Linked DNA regions of Mus musculus: region 1 is linked to region 2. Evidence: chromatin loops called from intact Hi-C (ENCODE). Cell type or tissue: left cerebral cortex. All regions are shown on one strand. Links, peaks and the distances in the headings refer to the core of each region. The heading gives the core; the rest is flanking DNA. Region 1 overlaps Trim67 (tripartite motif-containing 67). Region 2 holds the start of Fam89a (family with sequence similarity 89, member A).

The links. A loop is a pair of places that touch in the nucleus more often than their neighbours do. Peaks named below come from ENCODE experiments on the same cell type or tissue, not always from the same donor. Only the 100,000 strongest peaks of a DNase experiment are listed, where the experiment ranks them.
Region 1: a loop joins it to region 2, with 2.1 times the contacts of the local background. A loop is called at or near these places in 6 of 42 quality-filtered maps.

The regions. Positions count from the first base shown.
Region 1 is chr8:124,820,532-124,832,581 of GRCm38, forward strand. Trim67 (tripartite motif-containing 67) reads left to right here. Exons shown (of 10, transcript NM_198632.2): 6 at 2,591-2,736; 7 at 4,187-4,325; 8 at 5,404-5,707; 9 at 7,568-7,730; 10 at 8,489-12,050. The coding sequence ends at 8,554. Among named protein-coding and RNA genes, the nearest start is that of Trim67, 34 kb to the left of the region's middle. In left cerebral cortex, for the core only: CTCF peaks have their summits at 3,155 (motif pointing right) and 7,070 (motif pointing left); DNase peaks (open chromatin) are centred at 6,320, 7,056 and 8,233.
Region 2 is chr8:124,748,166-124,760,215 of GRCm38, forward strand. It overlaps Fam89a (family with sequence similarity 89, member A), which reads right to left and starts at 3,701. Exons shown (of 2, transcript NM_001081120.2): 1 at 3,375-3,701. The coding sequence starts at 3,644. In left cerebral cortex, for the core only: no CTCF peak of the experiment used is centred there; DNase peaks (open chromatin) are centred at 6,375 and 8,749; H3K4me3 peaks cover 819 bases.

The DNA.
Region 1 (12,050 bases), core at 2,112-10,111, 73 kb after region 2:
ATCAAGGATAGGAAGCAGAATGAACAAGGGCAGCATCCTCCTGTAGTCTGAGCAAGAGGGGAAGAGGAAGAGAAGGGAGAAAAGAAAAAAGGAGAGGGAGGAGAGGAAGTAGGGGAGGAGGGAAGGGAGGAGGGAGGAAGAGGAGGAAGGAGAGGAGAGAAGAAGAGGAGGGAGGAGAGGAAGGAAGAGGGAGAGGGAAGGAGGAAAGAAGAGAGGGGAGGAGGAAAGAGGAGGGAGGAGGGAGGGGAGGAGGGAAGGGAAGAAGGAAGAACAGGAGAGGGAAGGAGGAAAGAAGAGAGAGGAGGGGAGGAGGGAAGAGGAGGAAGGAGGGGAGGAGGGAAGAAGAAGGAAGAACAAGAGAGGGAAGGAGGAAAGAAGAGAGGGGAGGGGAGGAGGGAAGAGGAGGAGGGAGGGGAGGAAGGAGCAGAAAGGAAGCAAAGGATGAAGGGAAGAAGGCAGGAGAAGCTACAGGGAAAAGCTTTGCAGGTGGCAGAGGGCAGGGCTGCCAGGGCCCCAGGGCAGGAAGAGACTTCTGTTCTGAGGTCAGGGAGAGCAGGGAGGACAAGTGGAGGATGGAGGTCAGGGAGAGCAGGGAGGACAAGCGGAGGACGGTGGGAACTGGGTTCTGGGAGCTGACAGTGACCCACAGTCAAGGTCATTGATGTTCCAGCAACTTGGCTAGTCTAGAGCTTACAAAGAATGGCCAGAACTGGGCTCCTGTCCTAGGCACCATCTTCCCCAAGATGCCCAGGGCTGTTTCAGAAGGGAAGGCAAGCAGTGCTGTGTGTGGGAGCCATGTCGCTGACCTCAGGCCATCCTGAGGGTCGCTCCCATTCTAGTTGCCCCTGGGTAAGGTTTGGAAGTTCCACCTGCCCAGGAGTAAATGAGACACAGTTGCAAGGGGCAGATGCCTGGCATGGGGTGGGGGTGGGCGGGTGGGGATGGGGGTGGGGGTGGGGGCAAGGTGGGAGCTGTGGCTGGGGAAGGTAGTCCTGGGAACTGGGGGCTCCAAGGCAAGAAACTTGTGAGTGTAGGTCTGAATTTTAGGGGAGGAATAAGCGGGTGGCAAAAGTCTCCTTCAGCCCAAAGAGGGAGAGATAGACTGAGTCACTGACACAGACTCACCTTAGCCCCAAAGAGAATAATAAGTTAATTCTGAATGAAGAAGAGACCCGCAGAACAAGTTTATAGAACAAGTTTATAGAACAAGTCTTGCCGTTTTCCCCTTCTAAATCAGGCTGGAGTGGTCTGTGTCTCCGTCTAGACCCCCTTGAGCCTGAGCAGAGCCGGGAGGTGTTCAGGTTCTCCTGTTTGGCTTTAGAGAGCTCAGAGCATGCCCGATTCAGTTCCTGGGTCCATGGGTTGGCTATCCAGCCCTCTGAGGTCATACCTGGTGCCATGGTCTAGTCCCCTGACCTTGCAAAGCAGGGCTCCAACCATCAAGGTTCCAACCGCCTGTGCACTTTATTCCTCTCCTGTATCAGTGACACACCTGATATTTCTGTCACACCTGAGATGATCAACTTATACAAGATGAAAGATTTGTGGGGGGGTGTCATCTGTGATTGGCCTGTTGCTTTGAACCTGTGGCAAGCATATCACGGTAGAACCCAGCCCCGCACCGAAGGGGAAAGAGAAAAGAGCCAGGGTCTTACTATCTCCTTCATGTGCACACCACCAAGGTGACCATTCGTCCCCACCTCTTAAAGGCTTTACCATCTCCCTGTAGTACCATCCTGGGGAGCAAGCACAGGGGTGTAGCTGATTGTATTCTGGTGCTAATTGTTTCCCCCCAAAACTGTTTGCAGAAGTGGGTCTGCGCCTATCTTCTGGGAACCCACCCCCAGTTAATTCTGATTGGTAAATAAAGACACCAGCAGCCAGTAGCTGTAGAGGAGAGACAGAGGCACGATTTAGGGTTCCCAGGCTTGGGACAAAGAGGAAGAGGAGAGAGGAGACAACATGTCTTAGAAGTGTGTGCAGGAGAGGAGAAGAGAGAGCGGCCATGGAAGGGTAAGAAAGTGCAGGAGGGAGAGGCAGAGCCGCCATGTAAAGGGGCCAAGAGAACACGGCCCACAGGGCTGCTCAACTGGGTCAAGAGCAGCCAAGATGGAACGTGGAAATTGGTAAGTAGTGACCCTGAGTTATTGTTGGGAGAGAGATTCTGACAGCATGGTCGTTAGGTAACTGCCCAGCTGAAATATAAAGGCTGAGTGTGTGTCTTTCATCCAGGAACATAAATGGTCTAAGGCAGGCAGGAACCCACACCATTGAGGGTCATTAAACTCGAGCCATAGCACCTCCGTTCCCAGCTCAAGTGTGAGTCACGGGCTGACTCTCACTTGGTTTCCTGCTGTCTGCCATCTGAGCCCACACAGGTGACCATACAACATGTAACATGCGCGGTACGGACCGTGCTGAGGTCACTTGGTGTGCCACATGACTTGGGAGCCAACCCCTGCTCTTGGTGGGCAGACGGAAAAGAGGACTTCCTTCCTTGTGCCACAGGTCCCAAGGGTTTGCATGGGTCGGGGTAGCCCGGGGTCTGCAGGAGGGTTCTGTGTGCTGACCAGAATGATCCCCTTCACAGTGCCACCTGTACCCCTGCTGCAGCTGGAGAAGTGCTGCACCCGCAACAACAGCGTCACCCTGGCCTGGAGGACTCCGCCATTCACCCACAGCCCTGCCGAAGGCTACATCCTGGAGCTGGATGATGGCGATGGAGGGCAGTTCCGGGTGAGCTAGCTGCTGCCAGTCAAGGGCAGTTTCCAGGGAGGCCTGTGCTGTCTGAGAACCCTGTAGGACAGGCCTGTGAGGCCGCTGCCCTAAGACAAGCACCTTGACTACAAAGACAAAGAGAGTCTGCCAGCCTGGGCCCTCGGGAGAGAGCACTTCCTGGGGAGATAGCAGTGGTGGTGGCCACAGCCTCAGGGAGAAGTGTATGTCAGAGAATTCCAGAAGGATCCACACAGGTGTGGGCTGACAACTCAGAGAAAGCACTGCCTACACGTGCACTCTTTGCACAGGCTAGCCCGTACCACACCAGCTTCCCACACAATTCTTTGCTGAGCTTTCTTTTCTTTTTTCTTTTTTGTAAAGATTTATTTATTATGTATACAGCGTTCTGCCTGCATGTATGCCTGCAGGCCAGAAGAGGGCACCAGATATCACTATAGATGGTTAGGAGCTGCCATGTGGTTGCAGGGAATTGAACTCGGGACCTCTGTAAGAGCAACCAGTGCTCTCAACCGCTGAGCCATCTCTCCATCCCCGGGCTTTCTTTTTTTTAATCTGCCTTTCTGACTATGACATCAGGGTTTGGGCAGGTTCCTACCTTGGCAGCATGTTTCTGCAGTGGAAGGTGGTCTCTTTCAAAACATGGCAAACTTCTGGTTCATGAAGACGCATGAAAAGGGACACTAGACAGGTGTGGTGGCTCCTGCCTGGAATCTGAGCTCTGAGAGGCTAAGGCAGGAGAATTGAGGGTCTGAGGCCAGCCTGGGCTGCAGAGTAACATCTTGTTAAAACAAATCCGCACATATTGAGGCTTAGTAGGACAGACCGTCCAGAAGTGAATGTGGAATGAAGTAAGACCCTAGAAAGTGAAAATAAAGATCTGGTGCAAGGAAGCTCACCATCTTAGAGAACCAGAAGCCAGCAGAGGCAGGGTCACAGAGAAGAAGATGCTGATCTCAGGGGCAGGAAGCTTTGTAGGCATCCCCTTGGCTTCTGGCAGTCTGATAGTGGAGGCAGAGAGCAGTCTGATGGTGGAGGCAGAGAACACTGATAGTGGAGGTAGAGAGCAGTCTGATGGTGGAGGCAGAGAGCAGTCTGATGGTGGAGGCAGAGAACACTGATAGTGGAGGCAGAGAGCAGTCTGATGGTGGAGGCAGAGAGCACTGATAGTGGAGGCAGAGAGCAGTCTGATGGTGGAGGCAGAGAGCACTGATAGTGGAGGCAGAGAGCAGTCTGATGGTGGAGGCAGAGTGCTTTTGGGGACCATCCTAGGATAGTTTCACCCCTGCAGCCCTGTCTTGCTGGTGCCCTGAGACAGAGGGGCTAGCAATTTGAGAGGCCCCATGAAGGTAAACAGCACAGGTTGGAACTTCTCTCATCTGGTACTCCAGTTGGTGTGAGGGGAACTTCTGGAAGCTCTGTGGCCGAGTGAGTGTCCTTGCTCTTTCAGGAGGTGTATGTTGGCAAGGAGACCCTGTGCACCATTGACGGGCTGCACTTTAATAGCACCTACAATGCCAGAGTCAAAGCCTTCAACTCCTCTGGTGTTGGGCCCTACAGCAAGACTGTGGTCCTGCAGACCTCCGACGGTGAGCAACCCTCAGCCGTGCATTCTGCCTCTCTGCCCATATCCTGGGGGTGGGGGCAGGGCAGGAGCAGGAAGAAGCCAGTGTCCTCATTCTATGGGGCTTAAGAGTTTGACCTTGGCCACATCTTGTCTCCTCTTTGTGTTTCAATCTCCTACCTACAGGGTGGGCCATGGATAGACACTTCCTCTGTCACCTCTAACAGTACCTGGGCCATTTGAGGAGATGGTAGGAGTCAGAGCTCCAGGGAATAGACCTGGCTGTGGGGCCAATCGGCCTGCACGTCTGTGCTCCCTAGCAAGGCTGGATCTGTGGAAGAAAACTTGGGCAACACAGAGACACAGAGCAGGGAAGGGGGGGGGGTGGATTCTATTGCTGTGACAAAGACTATGACCAAAATCAACCTGGGGAGGAGAGGATATATTTCATCTTACAACTGTAGAAGTCAGGGCAGGAACTGAAACAGAGGCCATGGAGGGCTGCTGCTTGCTGGCTTGCTCAGCCTGCTTTCTAATATAACTCAGAACCACCTGCCTAGGAGTGGCACCACCCACAGTGGACTGGGCCCTCCCCTGTCAATCTTGAGTCAGGACAATACTCCCATAGACTTATTTATTTATCATATGTAAGTACACTGTAGCTGTCTTCAGACACCCCAGAAGAGGGCATCAGATCTCATTATGGATGGTTGTGAGCCACCACGTGGTTGCTGGGACTTGAACTCAGGACCTTTGGTAGAGCAGTCAGTGCTCTTAACCACGGAGCCATCTCTCCAGCCCCTGGGCAAATCTTATAGAGGCATTTTCTGAATCTAGGTTCCCTCTTCCCAGATAATCTAGATTTCTGTCAAGTTGACAAAAGCCAATCAGCACAGAGTGTGACTGTGTATATGTGAGTGTGTGTGTGTATCCCACATAGACCACTGGCGGCAATGAATCGACTCTGTTAGAAGCAACTAAGTCTATCAGTCACCTTGGCTGTACAGAAAAAATGTGTGTTGTGTTGGGGGAAAGATGGGGGGATAAGAGGGGCAGGAAACAGAGATTCTTGTGCCTGCTCTACCTGCCTTCTTCCTTTCCAGTGGCCTGGTTCACCTTTGACCCCAACTCTGGCCATCGGGACATCATCTTATCCAATGACAACCAGACGGCTACTTGCAGCAGCTATGATGACCGGGTGGTGCTAGGCACAGCTGCCTTCTCCAAAGGCGTGCACTACTGGGAGCTGCACGTGGACCGCTATGACAACCACCCGGACCCAGCCTTCGGAGTGGCCAGGGCCAGCGTGGTCAAAGATATGATGCTAGGCAAGGATGACAAGGCCTGGGCCATGTACGTGGACAACAACCGCAGCTGGTTCATGCACTGTAACTCCCATACCAACAGGTGCGTGCTCCCTGAACCCCCACTTAGCCCGCAGATTCAGGGGCGGGGACAAGGTTCTCTGATTGTCCCAGGTGTTGGGGGAGGAGCTGTCTTTTAAAAAGTTTTCTTTCTTCCTCTCTTTCTTTCTCTCTTTCTGTCTTTCTTTCTTTCTTTCTTTCTTTCTTTCTTTCTCTCTCTCTCTCTCTTTCTCTCTCTCTCTCTCTCTCTCTCTCTCTCTCTCTCTCTTTCTTTCTTTCTTTCTTTCTCTCTTTCTTACTTTCTTTAATGCATATGAGTACACTGTAGCTGTACAGATGGGTGAGCCATCATATGGTTGCTGGGAACTGAATTCAGGACCTCTGCTCCTCCGGTCGGTTAGCCGGAGGAGCCATTTTTTATGCACTTTGTTCTGTAGTTCCAGGGGTTTTGGAGAAAGACTAGGTGAAGTGTGAACCATTTGCCTGTGTCACAACTGAAAGTACTTGATGGTGTGGGGGAGAGGAGGCAGTTCTGGCTCAGTGGCTCTCTGTCCCCCAGCTGGCCTCACAGTAGTGCCTTTCCACTGAGAGCTTTAATTTGCGGTTTTCTTACTGGTCTTGCTCCAGTTCTTTCTGCAACCCTCTTGCTAAGCCTGAGTCACTGCGCAACACTAATGGGATACTTGTTTCCCGCAGAGGGAGGAGGAGTCATTGCCACGGCTACTGCTTTGCCTGGAATGACCCTGGCGCTGCCGCAGGGAAAGCATAAAGAAGCCAATCCCAAGGAGCTGACCTCCCTGGGCTCCTGGCAGGGTAGGGCTGCCACCAGGGCTCCTGGGTTCTCGCTGCTCTTCCAAGCAGCTCTGACTGCTCTCTTCACAACGAGTAACCCAGCTTCTCTCCCAGGAAAACCAAGTCTAGTTTGGCCAGGAACTTGCCTGAGGACCCTCAGATCCCCCTACCTGATCACTATCTTTTCACTGGTAATGTCCTCTGCTCCAAAGGATTGTGGGAGGGGCAGCAGCTAGACTCTCAAGCTGGGCCGTGGAACTTAGCAGGCACTGCAGGTTAACCAAGTAAATTCGTCTGGCCCGGTACTGCAGAATAAGCGATGAGGCCGACCAGGTGATATAGGTTTACCAGGTGACCTCCCTCCACCTCTAACCCACAAAGAGGCCAAGACCACCCTGGCCTACCAGTTCCATGCCTGTGTGCTTGAGCAAGCCCAGTACCTAGACATTCTGATGGTGGCAGTAATGAACTCAAGCATGCATTGGGTGCTTTTGCGGGGCAAAAGCTTTCTCAGAAGCCAGACCCTGCTCCCAGACCTGACCTTGATCGTAGGGGGTGAGTTCATGGAAAACTGGCAGGTCAGACTTGTTACTACTGCCATCTGGTGGCCATAATTAGAATCGCACTGACTGCCCAGTCTGTTGGACGCTTCTCCACCAGACCCTAAGGCACCTCCAGGACACCTGCTCTTCCCACCAGGTCCTTGTAAAGAGTTCATGTCAGGGTCTCTTCTCACTTCTGCCCCTGGCTCAATCCTAACCGAGGACTCAGTTTCCTCCCAGGGCTGAACAAGGTCATGTCAAGGGAACCCTTAGTTAATGAAGGGCATGTCTGCTGAAGGGCACAGAGGGTTCTAGGAAAAGTCTTCCAGGTCTATTACTTAAAGTTCCTCCCAGCTCAAAGGCATGTAGGTCTCAGATGCTGTGGATAAGAAGGGGCTGAGTAGCTTTGGTCCCTTAGAGCTGTGTTCTCTTGTGGCTGGCACATACATACACACACACACACACACACACACACACACTTGGTGGCTAGGTTTGAATGAAGCTGTCCTGAGTTACTGTCACATCATGACCTAGGTGTGATGATAGGTTTTCCTGGTTTATCTTCCCAGGACTGAAGGCGGTGTGTGCAAGGGGGCCACTGTGGGTGTGCTGCTGGACCTAAACAAACACACTCTGACCTTCTTCATCAATGGGCAACAGCAGGGCCCCACAGCCTTCAGCCACGTGGATGGGGTCTTCATGCCTGCCCTCAGCCTCAACCGAAACGTGCAGGTACCTTAGAGACACAGGTGGCTCGCCCAGTCCCGCCCACTTCTCTGCTTCCTGAACAATGAGTACTGTAATGAGAACGGACCACCTCGCTCATCAGATAGGCAGTCTTCTGCTAAGGACTGTACATACGACCTTTTGGAGCAAACAAGCTCCATGGGGCTCCAGGAAGGAGCAGGGGCTCAGTGCCCCAGGGGATTGGATGGTACAGGAGCTCCTAACACAAGCTAGATGGGGGCATCCTTTGCTTCTAACAGACTCCCTCTGTCCCTGGATCTATTAAGGGACCTGCCATGTGTCTATTGCCCTGCAAGTGTTTCCACAACAGTCCGGTGTTGGTTACGTAAAGGGGCGATTTGAGGGTCACAGTGAGAGCTGGAAGAGACAGCAGCAGGCTCAGAGACTCGGCTGCGAGAAGCAGAGCCTCTTTGCCGCAGGGCTCTGCGGCTCATGCCAGTGAACCCATCTGCTCGTTACTGTAGCTCCGGTTATGAGGCAGAAAGCACAAAGTGGCATGGGCCTTAGCCATATGGGGGAGACAGATGAGTAATAAAATCCATAGCATGAGTTCTCCGGCACGTGGTCGCGGTGCTACGTCAGGTGTTCTGTGCTATGGACAGCCTCTCCTGCCCCTCTTTCCGCTCCTCTATCTCCTCTGTCTCCTGCCTTCCTCCTGTGTTAGGGCTGGGACCCAGGGTCTTGTACGTAGTGTGCAAGTACTCTGCCACCCAACCAACTCCTGCTGGTTTCATCTTTTCCAGGTCACCCTGCACACAGGACTGGAGGTGCCAACAAACCTGGGACGGCCAAAGCTGTCAGGCAACTAGCCTGGTGGCTCCCGCTGCCTAGCTGGCCGTGATGGAGGGCTTCACGGAGGACCAGGGCATAACAGAAAGTCCTGGGTGCCAGCAGCCAGCGGACATCTGAAGACGCTTTTCTGGGGGAACTGAGAATGAATCACATGCGAGCCCCACGACCATACTGTGGCCGCCTATATCAGGAGTGGCCTTTCACCTCAATGCCACAGGGCTATGGTCCCCCCCAGGGTGCCCTCAAGATGGACACCTTTTGTTTCCGGCTTATATTTTCTGACATCTGTTTAAAAACTTTGATTTCCTCTTAAGTTTTTGTTTTTTGTTTTCCTGGAGGGAGAGGAGAAGGCAGACTCTGAGACTGGTATCCCAGGATGGATCAGCCCCGTGATGTTACTCCATGCCTGCCTGTAACCCATTGCTAGGACTCTGTTCCTTTATGGAGTCCCAGGCTGACAGTTTGTCACCTCTGCGGGAAGAAACGGACCTTGAGCCTCTGGGATATGCAGTTTTCAATACACTGCAAACTAATTTGAAAGGGACATTAGTCATTAATGAACTGCTAGGACCCTTCAGAAAGGCTTCCTTAGGGTCTGTATCATTACCCATGTGCTGTTGACCTCTCTCTCTCTCTCTCTCTCTCACACACACACACACACACACTCTCACACACATGTGTGTGTATGTGTAACAATCTGTTATATTTTATTCACTCAGTTCTTAGTTATGAGTAGAAACACTGGAATCCAAGACAGTGACACGTCTTTGCACAGTGGTGGCTTTTTCTAGAACCTGCTTCCACAGAAATTGCTGGACATATATCTGCACCGCCTTCCTGGGCTGGGCCTTGATCACAGAGGCGGCAGACCCTGGGAAGACAGACTGTGCATCTCAGTAAGCTCTTACGGCTTCACCCGGTGCCCTCTTTGAAGCATCATGAACACAAGGAGCGACCCTGGTGGCGACAGGGGTGGCTCTGTCACGATGAGACAGATGAGACCCCAGAGAAAGGCTGAAACTAGATGGCGACACCCTACAACTTCTCTTTTCACATGAGCCAGGGTTCCCTGGGATGCAGCCGAGTCTTCCTTCTTCCGAGGAGCACTACCCTTGCTGGGGAGTTCCACACGGAGTCATCCTGCCTTCCGGCCCTGTGTGCTCACTTCCTGTCTCTCTCCTGCAGCCACCAGCTCTGCCTGGTAGCAACCTTGCTCAATCCCTTGCAAAGAAATCATCTCATCATCTCATCGGGCGTTACGTTCTACACAGAGAAATGACTTGCCTGTCAGCGGGGCTGTTTTTATCAGACATACCTGCACGCCGACCCCAACTGTGCTTCCTTGCCGATTCTGTGCTCAGGCCCTGCACCAGTTCCCAAGTACCCACTACTGGGCTGCACAGACCCGCCAGTCCTACCTCAGAATTCTTTCTCTTGGTCCTTGTTTCCTCAAACACTCCAACATCACCAGGAGCCCTTCAGCACTGTCCAGCCTCCGCACTGGGCCCTGGGGCCATATTCATTGCATAGGCATAGCCTTGGCCTCTCTGGACTCTCTTCCTGCTAAGTGGCTCACAGCTCCATCTCGAGCCCTCGGGGCAGCCGCAGGACCCCGGCCGCTGCCGCTGCCATCCTCAGTTGCTCTGCAGCTTCCGTTGTCCCTTTCCTACAGTCTAGCCACAGCCACAGCCACAGCTCTGAAAAGGAGGCACAGGTACTTCAAAGGGAAGAACATGGAGGAACCTCTGCCTTCCTGGCCCAGGAAGTTGTGGTCAGGGGTGGTCCAGGGATTTGGGTGTCTTGTGGAAGAGAAACCAGAAACCCTGGAGTAAGAACAGGGCAGAAAGGCTGGCCACAGAGAATCTTTACAGTCTCAAAGCCTGGGCCAATCACCTTCCTGGGAAGCAGGAGTCACTTGAGCCAATCTGCACCTGTGGGTGGCTTTGGGGAGATGAGAAAGTGACCACAATCCCAGGTGACTTTTTCTTCTTCCTTCCTTCCTTCCTTCCTTCCTTCCTTCCTTCCTTCCTTCCTTCCTTCCTTCCTTCCTTTCTTTTCTTTTTTTTTTTTCTTTTTTGGTGCTGGAGAACCCAAGCCTTGGCCTTGCACTGAGCCTCCAACTCTTCAGGAGGCCACTTTCCTCCTCCTCCCCCTCCTCCTCTTGTTCCTCTTTCACCTCCTCTTCCTCCTCCTCTTCCTCTTCTTCCTCCTCCTCCCCTCTTCTCTCCTCCTTTCTTTGTCTTCCTTCTCCTCTTCCCCCTCCTCTTCTCTTCCTCTTCCTCCTCTTTCCCCTCCTCTTCTCTTCTTCCTCCTCCTCTCCTCCTCTTCTACCTCTTCCTCTTCTTTCTCCTTCTCCTTCTCTTCCTCTTCTTCCTCCTCCTCCTCTTTTTTCTTCTTGTTTTGTTTGAGACATGGTCTCACACTGTAGCCCAGGCTGGCCTGGAATTCACTATACAGCTCAGGCTAGCCTTGAACTCACAGCAATCCTCCTGCCTCAGCCTCCTGAGTACTGGGATTACAGAGGTGAGCACCACATCCAACTCAGATGACCTCTTTAAGGAGGTTCCCTGGGGTTGAACACAGCAGAGCCAGCTCCCCGCCCCCCACAGGAGTATGAGTGGGCGGGGCTAGCTGTCTCCCTTTGCTCACTGGAGCCCAGAAGCAATATGCTGGTGCCAGGGACAGCCCAGGCAGCCCTGCACAGCCACCTCTCCCCTGCCTTCTGCACAGGGCGCCTTTCAGGGACAAGAACGCATGGAGGAGAGTAGGGTAAGACGGGGTCTCATGATTCGGGTTTGAGGCAACTGGAAAAGTGGCAAGGCCCTGGGATCATGGGGTTCTATCCCATGGAGTCCTTAGCAGCTGGCACTGAGGTTCCGCTGCTGTATATGAGTGATACCAGCATAAGGCCTTCCTTTGTGAGCCACTGAGAAGGACCTCGGGGTAAGTCTGTCAAATGTCCGCGAGAAGGAAATTCAGCTCCTGAGCCTGTTCTCTGGGTGAGTCAATGAACGTCAATTCCTTTTGAATGAGTGTCCTTGATAAGTACCCACTGGCACCCACTCTACACACAGCACCTCTTCCCTCTCAGCAGGACAGCAGTGCCCACAGAGCAGGTTTTTCCTTCTCTGTCCTGTCTGGGAACACAGCCCCAGTTTTAGGAGACAGGCACCAACCTTGGCAGTCTCACACCGTGTGTGGTCCAGGCTGTACCTTCAGATCTTTATGTGGTTCCAAAATGTCCTTAGCTGCCCTGTGGCCTGAAGGAATCCAGAGCCAGGGAGCAATATGCTGATAGCAGGGTGGGCCCTGAAACATGGACAAGCTCTGTGAGAGAAGGGGTAGGGGTGACCACTTTACTGAGCCCTGTCTTCTGTGAAAGGTACCCTAACCCCTCTCAGGTCAGTGACCATGGGCACGTACCTTCCCAGGGGCATCATGTCAGCCTTCATTCTTTGAGTGAAAGGCTTGCCCCTTGAGTCTGAGACATGATTCAGTGCTGCTGCCCGGGTT
Region 2 (12,050 bases), core at 1,933-9,932:
GTGATGACGTGTGTGTGTGTGTGTGTGTGTGTGTGTGTGTGTGTGTACAGGTCATAGGGTGCGATGATCAGACAGGGTTTCAGAGTCCAGAAGACCCCCAAAAGGTTATGATCTCAAGAGAGTTAAACTATGGGGAGCTGATTTTTAAAAATTATATTTAGAATCTGGAGAGATGGCTCAAGCTTAACAACTCAAATTTGGTTCACAACACCCAGGTCAGATAGTTCACAACCACCTCAAACACCTCTCCTCCCAGTCCTTCTGGCCTCAAGAGCATTTGCACACATGTGTGCATACTTCATACATGCATACACTCATGCATTTAATTAAAATAGTAAAAAAAAGAAAAAATAAAGGGGGGGCTGGAGAGATAGCTCAGCAGTTAAGAGCACTGACTACTCTTCCGAAGGTCCTGAGTTCAAATTCCAGCAACCACATGGTGGCTCACAATCATCTGTAATGAGATCTGACACCCTTTTCTGGTGTGTCTGAAGACAGCTACAGTGTACTTAGCTATAACAATAAATAAATCTTTTTAAAAAGTAGTAAAAAATAAATAAATTTAAATGATTAAAAAAATAAGCCAAGCTGAGAGTAGTGGCAATGTCTTTAATCCCATTACTCAGAAGGCAGAGGTAGGTAGATTTCTGTGAGTTCCAGGCCAGCCAAGGGCTACACAGTGAGGCCCTGTCTCAAAAAATAAATAAATAAAATTAAGATGAAGTACCTCTCCCATGAAGAAGGTACAACATGTGGTGACTAGTTCTAATTATCAACTTGACACAACCTAGGTCCCCTGAGAAGAGAGTCTGAAACATTGTCTAGATTAGGTTGGCCTGATGAAATATCTATGGAGAATTGTCTTGAATGTCAATTGATGTGGGAATTAACACATAACGACCCAGCCCACTGTGGGCGGGTACCATCCCCTAGGCAGAGGATCCCTGAACTGTAGAGGAGGGGCAGGGCTGAACACTAGCAAACAAACATGCTTGCATTCTCTCTGCTTGGAACTATGGATCTGATTAGTTGCTTCAAGTTCTTATGGCCTGGGCTTCCCTACAATGATACTGTAACCTGGAAGTGTAAGGTAAATAAATTCTTTTTTCCCTAAGTTGCTTTTTGAGGATACTTTATCCCACCAACAGAGATACAACTAAAACACAAGAATTTAGACAATGTATAGAAACTACTTGGGTTTTGTTTGGTTTTTTTTGAGATGGCGTCTTGTTGTCCAACTCAACTCAGGGTCCCTTCAAACTTGACCACAGGTACACACTACCATATCAAGACATGCATACAACCAGACTATTTGCATACTTCAAACTGTTAGCAGTGACCATCTCTCTCTCTCTGTGCCAGCCTGTGATGTGGGGTGTGGCATGCACAGAATTGAACCTGAACACAGGGCCTTGAATGATTGATTAATAGTGACTGTCAACAGGGTCTTGAACCACCAAGGACATAAATGTCTGGGCATTTCTGAGGCAGTTTCTAGATTGGATTAGCTGATGTAGAAGACCCGTCCTACCCATGTATCTTGCCATGGCCTCGGGTTCCAGACTGAAGAAAAAGGAGAAAATCAAGCTGACACCCTGCAACCCTCTCTCTGCATCCTGACTGCAGATGGACTGTCACCAGCTGCCTCATGTGCCTGCCGACATTTCCTCACCAAGACGGACTGTGGCTGGCACTGTGAGTCAATAAGACTTCCCTTGCATGGCTTTTGTCAAAGCAATGAGAAATATAATTTACACAGGCCACATGCATGCTAGGCAGGCCTCTGCCACTGGGTGACAGGACCAGTCTTAGGACTGTGATTTTTGTTTTGTTACTAAATACTTTCCATCAGTAACCAATCAAACAAAAAACTTGGGTCATCTTTGATTCACTTCTTTCTTTATCAGCTTTGGGGACCCATTAGCAATCCTTGTGAGTTTCCCAGGTGCACCTAGGGCATTTTCCAGGCCTCCTATACTCATAGAACATCCCAGAGTTCCTGCTCCTGAGACCGGTGATCCGGTGATCCGCAGGCTTCCCACAGCTACAGGGCCACCTCCTAACCTCTGGTTCCTGTCAGTCAAGCCTGAGGCTGAGAGGCTCAGGGCACCACTCAGCTCAGCAATCTCAGAGTTCTCTCCCGGTCACTTCCGGCCTTCCCACCTCCCTGACTCCATAGAGAAGTCCCCACTGTATTGGGGGACACGCCCTCTTTCTGTGCTTTGTCCCTTTCTCTGGCACTTGTCACATTCTGTCCCGACATGAATTATATCCCCACCACAGATTTGACCTCTGGCCCTCAAATTAAATAGATCGACACAGACATTCTGCAGAAGGCTCTGGAATGAACGACTATTTTTAAGCGAGATGTGAACTGTCTCGGAAACCTCACCATTCCCCCAGGACAGTAAGTCTCTTGAACAGCTAGCTACCAGACAGACGGAAGAGCCTCGTGATGGTTTTCTGAGAAGGCCTGTCAGGGCCTGTAGCCAAACCCTACCTTTAACATTGTTATCAGGCAGAGTGACAGCAGCTCATTTCCTATAGCTGAGCTCCGGAGCTACCGCCCAAGGCATAATTATAAGGTTCTGTACCTTAGTCATAGCAGGAGGGACCTGGGAAATACCTTCGGGAATGTAGCTGGGCTCCCAAGCCTCCCTAGCATGTTTATAAAGCAGAGCTTCACAACCAAGAGTCACCATGCGCCTTGCGTCTTATGCAAGAAAAAAAAAATACCTCAAACACTTGGGGGGCCAGTCTCTTTATTTCACTCAGCCATTCATGATTAGGCTGTAAACACACTAAGTATGGATTTATCTAAGCAAATGCAATTCGCTAGATGTATTAGGCTCAGGGTAGAAGATCTTAGTCTAGGGGAAAGAACTTGGATGGGTGGGTTGCGTGGGTCTTTCCCTACCTGGCTAGCCACAGGAAGCAACCTGGGAAAGAGCTCCCTGCGGCCCAAATCTCTGCCCTGGCATCACCCTGAATCGTGCGTCCTGGTGCAGGAACACCTACTCCACTTCGCAGGAGGGAGAAAAAAACTAAACCCATTGTTTGTGACCAGACATAAGGACTTCACCCGGCCGAGTACCGCTTCCGCGCCGGTAATCGGATTCCTGGAGGGCGGCCGGGGAGGGGCCCGGCCACCCATCTGTTGTTCACACTGACCCGCAGGCGCACAGGAAGCCTGTTCTCCTGAGACCCGGCAGGCGAACCTCGCCGCGCCCTGACCTGGCCCGGGAGAACCCCAGCATCTGAAGCTGCCCTGCCGGAGGTGATGTGAAGCCGTGGGAAGCCCTAGAGGGGAGTCCGGGCTTTCAGGGACCAAAAGAGAGTGTCCCACGACGGGACTCACGGCGCCTAGTCCTTACCATCTCCTTGCGCAACAGCGCCAGCGCGGCGTCCAGGTTGGGGGGCTTGGTCCGCATCCCGGCCGCCCGCGCCCCGCCGCCGCCCGCGCCCCCTCGGTTCAGCTCGTCCTGGATGCGCGACTTCTGAGCGTACAGCCGCTCCAGGTGCCGCCAGCCACCCGCCGCGCCTCCCGCCGCCGAGTGCAGCAGCCCGCTCAGGCTTTTGGGTAGCGGTGGCAGCCCGTCCACGCGCAGCCCCCGGGCCATGCCGGCGGACCCGGTTCCGCTCATCTCGTTGGGGCGCCGACACACGCGCGCGCAGCTTAGCCTAGGTCCCTGGAACCCGACGGGTCCCCACCCACTTCCCGCCCGCCCGAGTTCCGCCCGCTGCCCGGCCCTTTGGTCTCCGCCCCTCTCGGGACCCGCCCCTCTCCTCGGCTCTGTGCTGCTGCAGTGAGGCGACGCCCTGCAGGGCCCCCTGGCCTCCATCTCGACCTCCACTCATCTGCGCTCCGGACTAGCCCTCGGGGACACCTTAAGTCTTAGCTCTGTGAACCCTACGTGCAAGTCCCCTCCCTTTTTCGCCACACCACCAGCGGGTCTCCACCTCACTGTGTCCCACCTCCAGTCCTGTGCACCCCACCTCCAGCTGGTCACCTCCGCTATTCTCTCAGCCTCACCTCCAGCCTCAGGCCCATCCTACCAGCCATTCTGCACCCCTGGCCCCAGCGGTCTTCCGTCCTCCACTCCAGATGGGCTCTTACTCCCTTCCCTGTCCACGCTTCTGGCTGGATGATTTTGGTCTCTCTGGCTTCACTCTGACCAGCCACTGAAACCACTTTTATCTACCAAGGGGTCCAGTCCCCGCACCGACCCCACCCCGTGCTGCCTGCGCCCTAGCGTGGGCGTGATGATCGCAGGTGCTGGCAGCAGCCAGAACCGCACACAGTACTCATTCACGAGGCCTAGCTTGCCTCCTCTGTGAGCGTCAAGGTTTTCCCCGAACTTCAGCAGCCAAGGAGAGCGCCAGCCACACTTTGCTCACTCTTTTAAAGAAACGAACCAACTTGTCTTTCAGCCCTATCTAAAACAGGGAATAAGGACTCTGCCCCACCTGGTGGAAAGAGAAAACCGTCTCCTGCAAGTAGTGACTCAAACGCTCCATTCATGACATGTGCACACACGCGCGTGTGCACACACTAAAATAAGTAGGTGGAATTTTTTTAAGTGAAATCTCAGGGAGTTAGAGAAAGACGTTGAATCTCGGGACTTCACCAACTTCAGCAAAACTGAGTAAAAGTACACCCTGAAGAGAAGAGAGATGGATCAGGGAGAGAATTCGCCCTTCCAGGAAGACTCAAACCTTAGCAAAAGGTAACCGGCTCAGATTCAAGATGAGGAAACAGAAGTCTGGCCAATAGCAGAGAAACCTAGAGTCAATATCAAGAACTTCGATGCCAATGGCTACTCAGTCTAACTATAAAGGGACTGAATGACTCTGAATTAATCCAGCAGGAACATGTTTCAGGTAGTTCAGATACCTTCTATAAATGTGCCCTCTTGCTTTGGGGGCTTTCTTCTGCTGTGCGTGGAACCCACCCCGAAAATCAATCTGAGAAGTTAGTGTTGAATCCAGCCAGACAGTGAGATCCGAGGGGCACCCAGGAGACCACCTACCTACCTGCCCAGTATTTTCCCAGTAATCCAGTGTCTCACCTTCAGTAATTATCCAGCCACCTTCCCAAACCCTAGGCCATCCTTCATCATCTACCTGTTAAGCAATTGGGGAGTCTGAGATTGTCTGTGTGGGAGGAAGGGAAGAAGGGAGGGGAGGGGAGGAAACAGACCTGCCTTTCACAACCTGGCCTGAATTCTCTTTATCACCTGCCACCTTACCACAGCCTCTCTAGAAGACCTAGCAGAAAGGTCAAGTAAGCTGACGGAGCAACAGGAAGCATTTGAATACATCGGCACTGAAGTCACCTTAAAGTCTCTCCTTGTCAGGGAGACAGAAGCTGAAGGAAAGAGTATGGGACCAGCTAAAAACAGTCTGGGGCCCTTGGTGTGTGTGTGTATACATATATATATTCAGCAAATAACACCCTGAGATGGATAGAAATCTCCACAGAATTTATTCAGTTCTGATAAGGATTACATGAATCAACAGACACAATTATGCAACAGTTGACCAAATATTTTGACACCCATGGGGAGTGTCAGTGTTGCTTGCCTGCTTTGTTTATTTATTATATACATAGCCATGTCAGGGACTAAATACTGCTTTTATCTGCTGGAAAGCTCAGCCCTCCACCACTGAGCTATGCCATCAAGCTGTGTGTGTGTGTGTGTGTGTGTGTGTGTGTGCATACCAGTGACAGTTGTCTTCTGCTGTATTTTATTTTGTTATTTTATTTTTGTGTATGTGCACATGCAGGGGTCAGAGGACAGCTTTTAGGCAAGCCACTGTGTGGATCCCAGGGGTCAAAATAAGGTCATCTGAGACAAGAGCTCTCAGTACACCTGGAGCTTAGCAATCAGCTGGACTGACTGGCCAGCAAGCTCCAGGGGTCCTTCTGTCTCTGTCTCCCCACTGCTGGTTTCTGGGTGCTGGAGAATTCAAACTCAGGTTCCCAAGCTCATGTGGCAAGCACTTTACTGACTGGGCCTTCTTCCAGGTCTCCTCCTAGGGCCTGTTTTTAATGTTCATGCTTATCACAGGGAAAAGGTATTCAGACAACTTCAGAGAACCCTGGACTAGGCGGTTTTTGCTTTCATCTGATACAGGCCTCCTCGGTCTGCTAGAGCTACTCTAACCAAATAAGTCAGGCTTGGTTATTTATTAACATCCAAATTTACACTCCTGGTTCTGAGGCTGGGAATTCCAAGATCAAGGCATTTGAAGAGCCCATGCCTCACACAGTGTCACACAGAGGGCCTTCTGTGTGTCCCCAGAGGGTGGAGGGGCGCTCCCTGGAGCCTCTTTCATGAGGACACTAATTCCATTCATGAGGTCCCACCCTCAGAGCTCGGTCACTCTCACCAGTCAGTCTATGTTGCCCAAGCACCAGAGCCATCTGCTCCGGAGACCATCAGAGTATCCATTCTCCTCTCCGAGCAGCAAGAGCACTTGTCCCTCCCCCACACGCTCCAGGTCACAGAACCTTAAGCCCTCGAGCAGTCTGACAAGACACTGTTTGCTGTCTCTTCGCCCCCTCACTCTCCAAACACCGACAGCTCACAGTTATTTGCTGGGGAGGCGGGGTGTAAGAGAGACTCCAGCTGTATTTGACAGGTTCTGAGCTGGCTTCTTCCTGTACCTCGCTGGGAACTGGCTGCTTTCAAAGCTTAAACCTGTTATGCTTGGTTCCATGCTTCCCACTTCTGAACAAGAGTGAGCTTTAATCCAGGTGGAGTCCAGCCCCTTTCCAGGGACACTATACAAAAGGACAGCAACCCGATGAAGGCCGTGAACTCACATGGCATTGGCACTCTCCCATTTTGATTTTCAACATTTTCCTTTGCCTTGTTAAGTGCTAACCAGGCAAAGCGATTTGAAACCCTTTGAGTGGGCAAAGCAATTTAAACCCTTTGTTTCATTCTGTTTTATTTGAGACATTGTAACCAAGCCCACCTAGAACTCACTATAGCTCAGGATAGCCTTGAACAGCCCCCTTGATAGCGCTGGCAAGACACTATCACACCCTGCACTTTGCCTATTTTATCTTATTTGACTTTTTTGAAACAAGGTGTCACAGTGCAGCCCTGGCTGTCCTGGAACTCGCTCTGTAGATCAGGCTGGCCTCAAACTCAGCTCTTGACTGCCTCTGCCTCCTGAGAGCTGGGATTGAGGTGTGTACCTCCACTGCTTTGATTTGTAACCTGTTTTCACACCTGTCCTCTCTTGAATTCTTGCTCTCTGAATCAATGACTTACTCATCTACGGTGACAGTAAGGGACGGCAACACTGGCTGTGTGCGTCCATGGTGGTGTGCGTCTGCATCTCATTCCCTTGTCACAGTGTTCCTTAGGGTCTGTAAAATGATTCCCACCTGTACTTGATGAACCACATTGAGAGAGCAGGTATTTGGGGCCATGGCACTTCCAAATTCATCGGTCGAAATGATCAACAGGACCAGGTCAAGGACGGAACCATGTGCCAGGACCTCTGCTCCACTGTGGCAGCAATCTGTCAACTCTTACTCTTACAGTATTGACTCTCACTCGACTGTGACAACAAGGGCTAAAGAAAAGTTCTAAAAAACTGTACCATCCGAAGTGATGGTGACTAACCAGGAGACACAGCTGAGCCCTGAGATGTGACTGGTCCCAGCAGGGATGCGCTGTCCATAACACACTGGTCAGCAAATAAGGGGCATAAGATACCTCACACCTTTTGATGTTAGTGGCATATTCAAAAAATGTTTGGCTATTCTCAAAATATATTTTCATCTCATCTGCTTTTTCCCATTTTTAATTGTTTATTTTTAATTTATTTACATTCCAAATGATGTCCTCCTTCTCCCTCTCCCCTCTCCAAACGCCCCATCCCACCCCCTCCCCTTTACCTCTAAGGGGGTGCTCCCTCACCCACCCCCTCCTCACTGCTCTAGCATGCCGCTGTGCTGCAGCACTGAGCCTCCACAGGACCAAGGGCCTCCCTCCCACTGATGCCAGATAAGACAGTTCTCTGCTACATATGTATCACGTATGGACCCACCCATGTATACTCAACTGCTTTGTTTTTTTAATGGGTTCAGTCTCTATTAGGGAGGGCTGGTAAGTCATGAAGGATCCACTTAGGAGCCAAAGCTGTGAATGGGAGGAGGGGAGCAAACTGCATTTAGAGAAGTGAGAATTACCCTTGGACTCCTGCGCCTATTTAGCTTCTACTTTTAAAATCCTGGATGCTCCAGGGGGCACAGCACTCCTGTAGGTGTCTCTGTCTGCCTCCCCTCTTGTGACTCTTGCAGGTCCCTAGCCCTCTGGACACAAGAAGGCTGAGGCTGGGGCAACTGAATTCCAGTTTAGAGGCAGCTTTGGTTGTAGACGTGGTCAGCCACCTCAGTGAAGTTGGAGATGATGTTGTATTGGATAAACTTTAAATAAAAAAATAAAATAAAATCCTGAATGCATTGAGTTGAGAGTCCCATACAAAATCAAAGTTATTCAGTTGACACAAGGCCAGCCTTTGAAAAGTCCCCTTACTGCCTCACTCACTGTATTTAAAAGTGCTTTAGACGAGTGGCAACCCCTGTTCAGATAACAGTTTTGCAGAAACTGAAAGTTTGGTGTTCCCCAGCAGGCTTCACCCACAGTTTCAATCAGGTTATGGGGGGAAACTCCCCAGACAGAAAGCAGAGCGAGGAGGGAAGTTCCCATCCACACTGGAGGCACACTGACGCTTCCAGCATTCATCTGCCGAGAATTCGCACATGGAGCAAATTGGGCTGTGAATAGAACTGGAAGACTGGGCAGAATTTATTCAGACACAGTAATCAGAGCCTCATGTGGCAAAGCAGAGGTTCCCTGTGCAGTTCCACAGATTAGCCAGACTGGACTCTGCTGTCAATCCCCATCCACAACAAAGACCTGCGTGACTCAGCAAACAGGTCTCCATCTTTTTCCTTCTCCCTAAAATCCAGTTAACCAGTGACCTGGCTAGTTTTATGTCAACTTGATACTCGGCTGGAGTCATCAAAGAGGAGGAAACTTCAACTGAAAAAATGCCTCAGAGCTGGAGAGATAGCTCAGCAGTTAAGAGCACTGGGCTGCTCTTTCAAAGGATCCCTGGGTCAATTCCCAGCACCCACACAGCAGCTCACAGCTGTCTATAACTCCAGTTCCAGGGGATCTAATGCCCACCCCTGCACCAGTGCATCAAATAAAGTAATATAAATTGACACAGAGAGAGGGGGAGGGGGAGGGGAGGGGAGAAGGAGAGAGAGGAGGGGGGAGGGGGAGGGAGGGGGAGGGGAGGGAAGAAGGAGAGAGAGGAGGGGGAGGGGGAGGGAGGGGAAAGGGAGGGGAGAGGGAAAGGGAGAGAGAGGAGGGAGAGGAGGGGGAGGGAGAGAGGGAGGGGGAGGGAGAGAAGGGGAAGGGGGAGGGGGAGGGGGAGAGAATGCACCAATAAGACCAGGCTGCAGGCAAACCTGTGAGGCATTTTCTTAACTAGTAATCAATGGGGGAAGGCCCAGCCCATTGTGGGTGGTGCCATCCCTGGGCTGGTGGTCCTGGGTTCTTTATAAGAACCCAGCTTCAGGCTGAGCAAGCCATGAAGAACAATCCAGTCAGCAGCACTCCTCTGTGACCTCTGTGACATCAGCTCCTGCCTCTAGGGTCCTGCCCTGCTTGAGTTCCTGTCCCGACCTCTTTGATGATGAACTGTGAGTGAAATAAAGCTCGCTATTTATAAACACACAAGTTAAACGTACATAATTGGTCCTTGGATAGAAATAAGGGCAAATGTGTCCTGGTCCCCTAGAGACAAAGGAAAGGTGTTGAATGTCAGCCAGGGGAGCTCCGGGGTAGAGACAACCACGTCACCCACAGATTCCATACTTACAGGTTCTGCGTTTGTGAATTCACCTGCTTGCTGGTATTTAAGACCTAACAGTAGCCACATGCAGTGGCTTTCATCTGTGGACATGGATAGAGTGCTGGCCATTTTGAGTTTTCTGTTGCTCCTGTTCCCAGCCGAGCTCCTTTCCAGTGTTTTCAGTCCCACATTTTCTGACTTTCGGGCTTTTTTGGTTGGTCCTTTTGCTGTTATTGTGTTCCCCAAGTGAAGGAGTCATCGTCTGACGCTCCTGAGAGCCAGAACGCCGAGAGGATCCTTACAGAGAAGGTGCACGCTGGAGATGTTCCTTCTTGGGCTGAGTTGACCAAGCACTTGCCTCGTTTGCACAAAGCCCTGGGTTCAATTCCCATCGCAGCACAACCTGCACAGTGCTTCATGGTTGAGCATTCAGTGCTTCATGATTCCAGCATTCAGGAGGCGGGAGCAGGAGGGCCGGGAGTCCGAGATCTTCCCCAGCTACACAGAGAGTTCAGTCAGCTGGGGCTACTTAAGACTGCCTCAGAGCACAAGTTTTGGACTGGAGAGATGGCTCAGGGGTTAAGAGACCTTAACTGTTCTTCCAGAAGACCTGAGATCAACTTCTAGCTTCCAGGTGGCAGCTGACAGCTATCTGTAACCCCAGTTGCTACAAGATCTGCTGCCCTCGTGTGGCCTCCTTGGGCACTGTATCCCCATGGTGCACAAACAGACACGCAAACCAAAACACTCAAACTCATAAAATAAAAATGAATAAGCTGAGAGGAAAGGAGGGAGGGGAAAGTATGGTCGGGATGTAAGGCAAATTAATTATTCAATTAATAAAATAACAAATGAATCTTTTAAAAAACATGATCCTAAAAAAAATTAAGCTAGCAGTAAGTATTAAATAAGATATGTTTAGGGGCTGGAGAGATGGCTCAGAGGTGAAGAGCACTGACTGCTCTTCCGAAGGTCCTGAGTTAAATTCCCAGCAACCACACGGTGGCTCACAATCATCTGTAATGAGATCTGACACCCTCTTATGGTGTGTCTAAAGACAGCTACAGTGAACTCACATACAATAGTAAATGAATCTTAAAAACAAAAAAAATATGTTTATACACATATTCAAAACAATGCTGTTACTGGAGTCTAATAGGAGGGAGTCTGGCCAAGGGATTATTCCCTAGTGCAACGGTCCTATATTCATGAATTCAGTGTTCACAGCAACTTTAGGGAATACGACCGTCAGAGATGGCAGGGACAGAGACACAGCTCCACACTGTCACCTGCAGTAGCCTGAGACATTCCCTTAATTCTTTTCAGAACCTCAGCTCCAATAAGACCAGACCCTTGCCTTCAATACTGTAAAGAATTTCAAACAAGTCATACCATGCAGAGTTGAGGATTTACTGAAAGAGATTGTAACGCAGATGTTCAGAACAAGGGTTAAGAGAAGGGAAGGCACTCCAGAAGAAAGAAGACTTTCCCAAAGAAGAGCCAGTCTCCATCGTCTCTATAGGAGTTGGACAGAGAATTTTGGTGGGTCTTGATGTTGTTATTCCCAATGGTTCATAAGGAACCTAAATGATATGGCATGGGGTTCCTGAGCAGTACCTGACAGGACTCCAGCTGATGTGGTCTAGACGGAGACGCTGGCAGGTGGGGGAATCCTCACGGTAAGTAAGGCTAACACTCTGGTCTGAGACTTCCAGAAAATGTCTAGGACGAGGCTCTACGCAAAGTGTTATACATTCAGACCTTAATCCTGGCTCACTGGTACTTTACCAAAAAATAGTCGCATAGGGCAGGGCGGTGGTGGCTCACACCTTTAATCCCAGCACTTGGGAGGCAGAGACAGGCAAATTTCTGAGTTCGAGGCCAGCCTGGTCTACAGAGTGAGTTCCAAGACAGCCAGGGGAACACAGAGAAACCCTGTCTTGAAAAATTAAAAAAAAAAATAGCCACATAGGAAAGGAATTTTATATGTATGTCAGCAACTTTCGTGGTTTGGATGAGAATGGCCCTCACAGGCCCATGTATTTGAATGCATGGCTCCCAGTTAGTGGAACTGTTTGGGAAGGACTGGGAGGTATGGCCTTGTTGGAGGAGGTGTATCACTTTGGGTGAGCTTTTAGGTTTCAAAAGCTCATATCAGCCCC